Linked DNA regions of Homo sapiens: region 2 is linked to region 1. Evidence: read pairs that join two places in POLR2A ChIA-PET (ENCODE). Cell type or tissue: OCI-LY7. All regions are shown on one strand.

Region 1 (2,500 bases):
CGCAAACAGGAGGGGACAGCGTGGCCATGGAGGCAGCAGGGAGTGGCACAGCCATCATGACAATAAGAAAAGACAGGACTTAAACACATAAATAATTTCCACTGTTTTAAACTACCATGTTTGTGGTAATTTGTTACAGCAGTGGCAGGAAATTAATACACCCATCTTTAGGACACAAGCGTTCCCCTTTCTCAGGCTAGACACGGTGGCTCACACCTATAATTCCAGCACTTTGGGAGGCCCAGGTGGGAGGATCATTTGTGCCCAGGAGTTTGAGACCAGCCTGGGAAACACAGTGAGATCCCATCTCTACAAAAAACTAAAAAGACACAGACATGAGCCACTGTGCCTGGCCTCCGAATTATGTTTCTTTGCTATATTTTGAAATGGCCCTGCAAAGCCATCTTTTGTGGGGGGAGATATGCGTCTATAAGGAATTTCAGGCCGGGCACAGTGGCTCACGCCTATAATCCCAGCACTTTGGGAGGCCGAGGTGGGTGGACCACGAGGTCAAGAGATTGAGACCATCCTGGCCAACATGGTGAAACCCCATCTCTAGTAAAAATAAAAAAATTAGCTGGGCGTGGTGGCGGGCACCTGTAATCCCAACTACTCAGGAGGCTGAGGTAGCAGACTCACTTGAACCCAGGAGGTGGAGGTTGCAGTCAGCCGAGGTCATGCCACTGTACTCCAGCCTGGGCAACAGAGCAAGACTCTGTCTTAAAAAAAATAATAAAAATAAAACGCTTCCCTGCCACAGCCCTTGGCATTGGTACGCTGACCTGCCAGGCATTGGACTGTGGTTACCCACAGGTTACCCACGATTTCTGTCTGACCTGGCTACAAATAGGCCATTCCCAGGACCCACCTCTTGAGCCCAACAATTTGCTAGAGTGGCTCACAGGACTCAGGGAAATGCTTTATTTACTATTACAGATTTATTACAAAGGATATGTAAGCCAAAAAGTATTTGAGATACGTCTCAATCAATTTAGAAGTTTATTTTGCCAGGGTTAAGGATTTGGCCATGACACAGCCTTAGGAGGTCCTGAGAATGTGTGAAGGTGTCTGGGCTACAGCTGTTTTTTTTTTTTTTCTGGAGAGAGAGTCTTGCTCTGTTGCCAGCTGGAATGCAGTGGCACTGTATCAGCTCACTGTGTTAAATATAGTGAACTCCGAGTTTCTCTTCAAAGAATCAGCATGTCAGTTTGTTCAGCTCTCTTATTCTTTGATTCTCCATTTTAAAGCTTAACTTCCTGGTTCTTTGCTCCCTTGCCTCTACTTTCAGTAAACAACTTTCCCACCAGTTCTAATCAGTAGCTCACATCTCTTCCCTGGTCATCTGCTCTGCCCTGAGTCACCCTGTCACCTGCTCTGCCCTGACACATCCTGAGTCACCTGTTCTATAACTGTCCTTCCTGCCAAACTACTCACTCTGCCACTCCGACTCGTACCCCTGCTCTCTTTAAAATAGCCAATTGGAATTAGCTTAGACTGTGTGGTCCAACCCTAGCCAATAGGGGAACCACACAGCAGGAGGGGCTGCCGGCGTCAGGGATAAGAACCCCTTCCCCTCCCCTGTCCAGGTGTGCTCTCGCCATTGCTCCATCCGTGAGATGCACCCTTCTATAGAAGTAAATTGTCTTGGGGCTGGGCATGGTGGCTCACACCTGTAATCCTAGCACTTTGGGAGGCTGAGGCGGGTGGATCACGAGGTCAGGAGTTCGAGACCAGCCTCACCAACATGGTGAAACCCCGTCTGTAGTAAAAATACAAAAATTAGCTGGGCGTAGTGGAGGGCACCTGTAATCCCTGCTACTCAGGAGGCTGAGGCAGGAGAATCACTTGAACCCGGGAGGTGGAGACTGCAGTGAGCCGAGATCACACCACTGCACTCCAGCCTGGGTGACAGAGCGAGACTCTGTCTCAAAAAAAAAAAAAAAAAAAAATGTAAATTGTCTTGGTGAGAAAATTTTTGGTCTGAGTGTTAGTTCTTCTTTTTGGCATGAAGGAACAAGCATTTGTTTCTAACAACTGCAACCTTTGCCTCCCATGTTCAAGTGATTCTCCTGCCTCAGTCTCCCAAGTAGCTGGGATTACAAGCACCTACCACCATGCCTGGCAATTTATTTTATTTTATTTTATTTTTTGAGATGGAGTCTGGCTCTCTGTTGCCCAGGCTGGATTGCAGTGGTGCAATCTCGGCTCACTGCAACGTCTGCCTCCCAGGTCCAAGCGATTCTCCTGCCTTAGCCTCCCAAGCAGCTGGGATTACCTGCACCTGCCACCACACCTGGCTAATCTTTGTATTTTTAGTAGAGATGGGGTTTTGCCACATTGGCCAGGCTGGTCTTGAACTCCTGACCTCAAGTGATCCACCCTCCTCAGCCTCCCAAAGTGCTGGGATTACCGGCGTGAGCCACTGTGCCCAGCTTTTTTTGTATTTTTAATAGAGACGGGGTTTCACCATGTTGGCCAGGCTGGTCTCAAACTCCTGACC
Region 2 (2,500 bases), 270 kb before region 1:
GAGCAACAAAATAAATAAAGCAGGCCAGATGCGGTGGCTCATGCCTGTAGTCCCAGCATTTTATTTATTTATTATTTTTTTTTTTTCTGGGTGGCCCATTTCATCCTGCAAGTCCCAGCACATTGGGAGGCCAAGAGAGGTGGATTGCTTAGGCCCAGGAGTTCAAGACCAGCCTGGGCAGCATGGTGAAACCCAATTTCTTAAAAAAAAAAAATTAGCCAGGCATGGTGACTTGCATCTATAGTACCAGTTACTCAGGTGGCTGAGGCAGGAGGATCACTTGAGCCCAGGAGGTCAAGGCTGCAGTGAGCCAAGATCACACCACTGCACTACAGCCTGGGCGACAGAGTGAGAGATCCTGTCTCAGAGAGAGAGAGGGAGAGAGAAAAGGAAGGGGAGGGGAGGGAGAGGAGGGGAGTGGAGGGAAAAGACAAAAAGAGAGAAAGAAAGAAAGAAAAAAGGGAAAGAAGGGAGGGAGGGAGGAGGGAAAGAAGGAAGGAGAGAAGGGAAGGGAGGGGAGGGAAGGGAAGAGGGAGGGAGGGAGGAAGGAAAGAAGCTTGAATTATATACCAAAGTAAAAAAATGACTAGTGTGAGTCCGAATGATATGAGTAAGTCAATAAATAGAGGAGAAGAGACAGGTGTCCCATAGAAAAGAATTCCACGGCCGAGCGCGGTGGCTCACGCCTGTAATCCCAACACTTTGGGAGGCTGAGGCGGGCGGATCACGAGGTCAAGGAGATCGAGACCATCTTGGCTAACACGGTGAAACCCCGTCTCTACTAAAAATACAAAAATAAATTAGCCGGGCGCGGTGGCGGGCGCCTGTAGGCCCAGCTACTCGGGAGGCTGAGGCAGGAGAATGGCGTGAACCCGGGAGGCGGAGCTTGCAGTGAGCCGAGATGGCGCCACTGCACTCCAGCCTGGGCAACAGGGCGAGACTCCGTCTCAAAAAAAAAAAAAAAAAAACAAGCTACCACTACATACTTTGTATTGATTATGTCAGCAACAAACTAGAAACAGCTAAATGTCACTGGCAGGGGACGAGTTAAATAGCTCAGTGTGTCCCTATGACGGGAAACTGTGCAGCTGTCACAGCGGGCGATGAAGCAGTCCCCACGTGCTACGAAAAATCGCGGAAACAGAGCATAAGGCACAAACTCCAGGTATAGAACGGCGTACAGCAGCGTTGTTTTGTTTTTTTTCGTTTTTTGTTTTTGAGATGGAGTCTCACTCTGTCGCCCAGGCTGGAGTGCAGTGGCATGATCTCGGTTCACTGCAACCTCCGCCTCCTGGCTTCAACCCTCAAATAATCTGCCTGCCTCACCCTCCCAAAGTGCTGGGATTACAGGTGTGAGCCACCACGCCTGGCCTAGAACAGCATTTTTAATAAGCTACTTGAACAAGAGGAAGGGGACGAAGCACTCATATTCGTCCTTGTTCGTAAGAGTACCTGAGGTGGAAGAACTCACCCTGTGTTTTGCGTTTGCCCCACCTCATGGTGCACACGCGCCACCCAGGGTGAGAAGCAGCCTAAGAGCTGTGCAGCACTCATCCGGTGAACAGAGGTTTCAGGGTGGGCGGAGAATTGGGAACTGGGCCTCTGGCGGGCACTGAGGTCCCTCTTCCTCCCTGCAGAGAGGCCAAAGCACACTGTAGCTGCAGGAGCCTGGCGGAGCTGGTCCCTGGGGTGGGGGGCATCGCTTCTCTGCGGTGCAGCAGCAGCGGGAGCACCATCAGCATCCTCCCCAGCAAGGTGAGGCCACCCCTCGTCCACTCGCCCACTCCGCCTCCTCACCTCTGTCCTCCCAGGCCAGGCCTCCTGCCTGCTCGTGCCTCTCTCCTCCTGTGCAAGTCTTCCTGTCCTGTGTTCTGTTCAGCCCCACTCTCCTTCCCCTCGTCTCCCCGGGTCTCTCCCTCCCACCTTCTCCGGGAACCTCCCCAGCATGGTCCTCACCCAGCCTCTGTTCCTCCCCGACCTGCCATCTTCTGTCCCCTGCCTTTCTCCAAGTCCTCCTTCATCGAAACAGTCGATTCCTTGTTGGAGAGTTGCTCGCTTCCTCTTCATCCCTGCCTTCTTCATCCCACTCAGTTTTCTTTGGCACGCGAGGAGGCACAGGACTGTTGGAGAGCCCTCAGGCGTCCCACTCAGAGAGGCAGGGTGATGTTGGTGTGCAGAGGGCCAGCGGCAGCCACATGGAAGGGTCTGGCAGGGGTGGCAGGGCATGGCAGCGCTGTTTGGAGCCGGTTGGTTCCTTCCCTGGTTCCTTCCCTTCCGCTGGTGCGGGTTCCCTTGTTCATTCGCTTGTTCAAGGGCCGTGACTGATCTCCTGCCGTGGGCCAGACGCTGTGCTAGGCACCACGGACACAGAGGTGCTCAGGTGAGCACAAGGACCCCGCCCACTGCCTGTGGATGAGCAGGGAAGGAGGCACGTGTGCTTGGAGGGTGTGGAACTGCACAGCACTGCGCTGCTGTGGAGCTCCGGCCAGGCCTGCTGAGG

The links. Peaks named below come from ENCODE experiments on the same cell type or tissue, not always from the same donor. Only the 100,000 strongest peaks of a DNase experiment are listed, where the experiment ranks them.
Region 2: POLR2A ChIA-PET joins it to region 1 with 5 read pairs; 3 of 35 experiments call an interaction of 5 or more read pairs at or near these places.

What each region holds. Positions count from the first base shown.
Region 1 is chr16:1,295,970-1,298,469 of GRCh38, reverse strand. The region is part of intron 1 of UBE2I-AS1 (UBE2I antisense RNA 1); the gene reads left to right. Among named protein-coding and RNA genes, the nearest start is that of UBE2I-AS1, 2.4 kb to the left of the region's middle. In OCI-LY7, no CTCF peak of the experiment used is centred here; a DNase peak (open chromatin) is centred at 1,389; H3K4me3 peaks cover 577 bases; H3K27ac peaks cover 737 bases.
Region 2 is chr16:1,567,472-1,569,971 of GRCh38, reverse strand. IFT140 (intraflagellar transport 140) reads left to right here. Exons shown (of 31, transcript NM_014714.4): 15 at 1,638-1,755. Among named protein-coding and RNA genes, the nearest start is that of TMEM204, 35 kb to the right of the region's middle. In OCI-LY7, no CTCF peak of the experiment used is centred here; no DNase peak of the experiment used is centred here.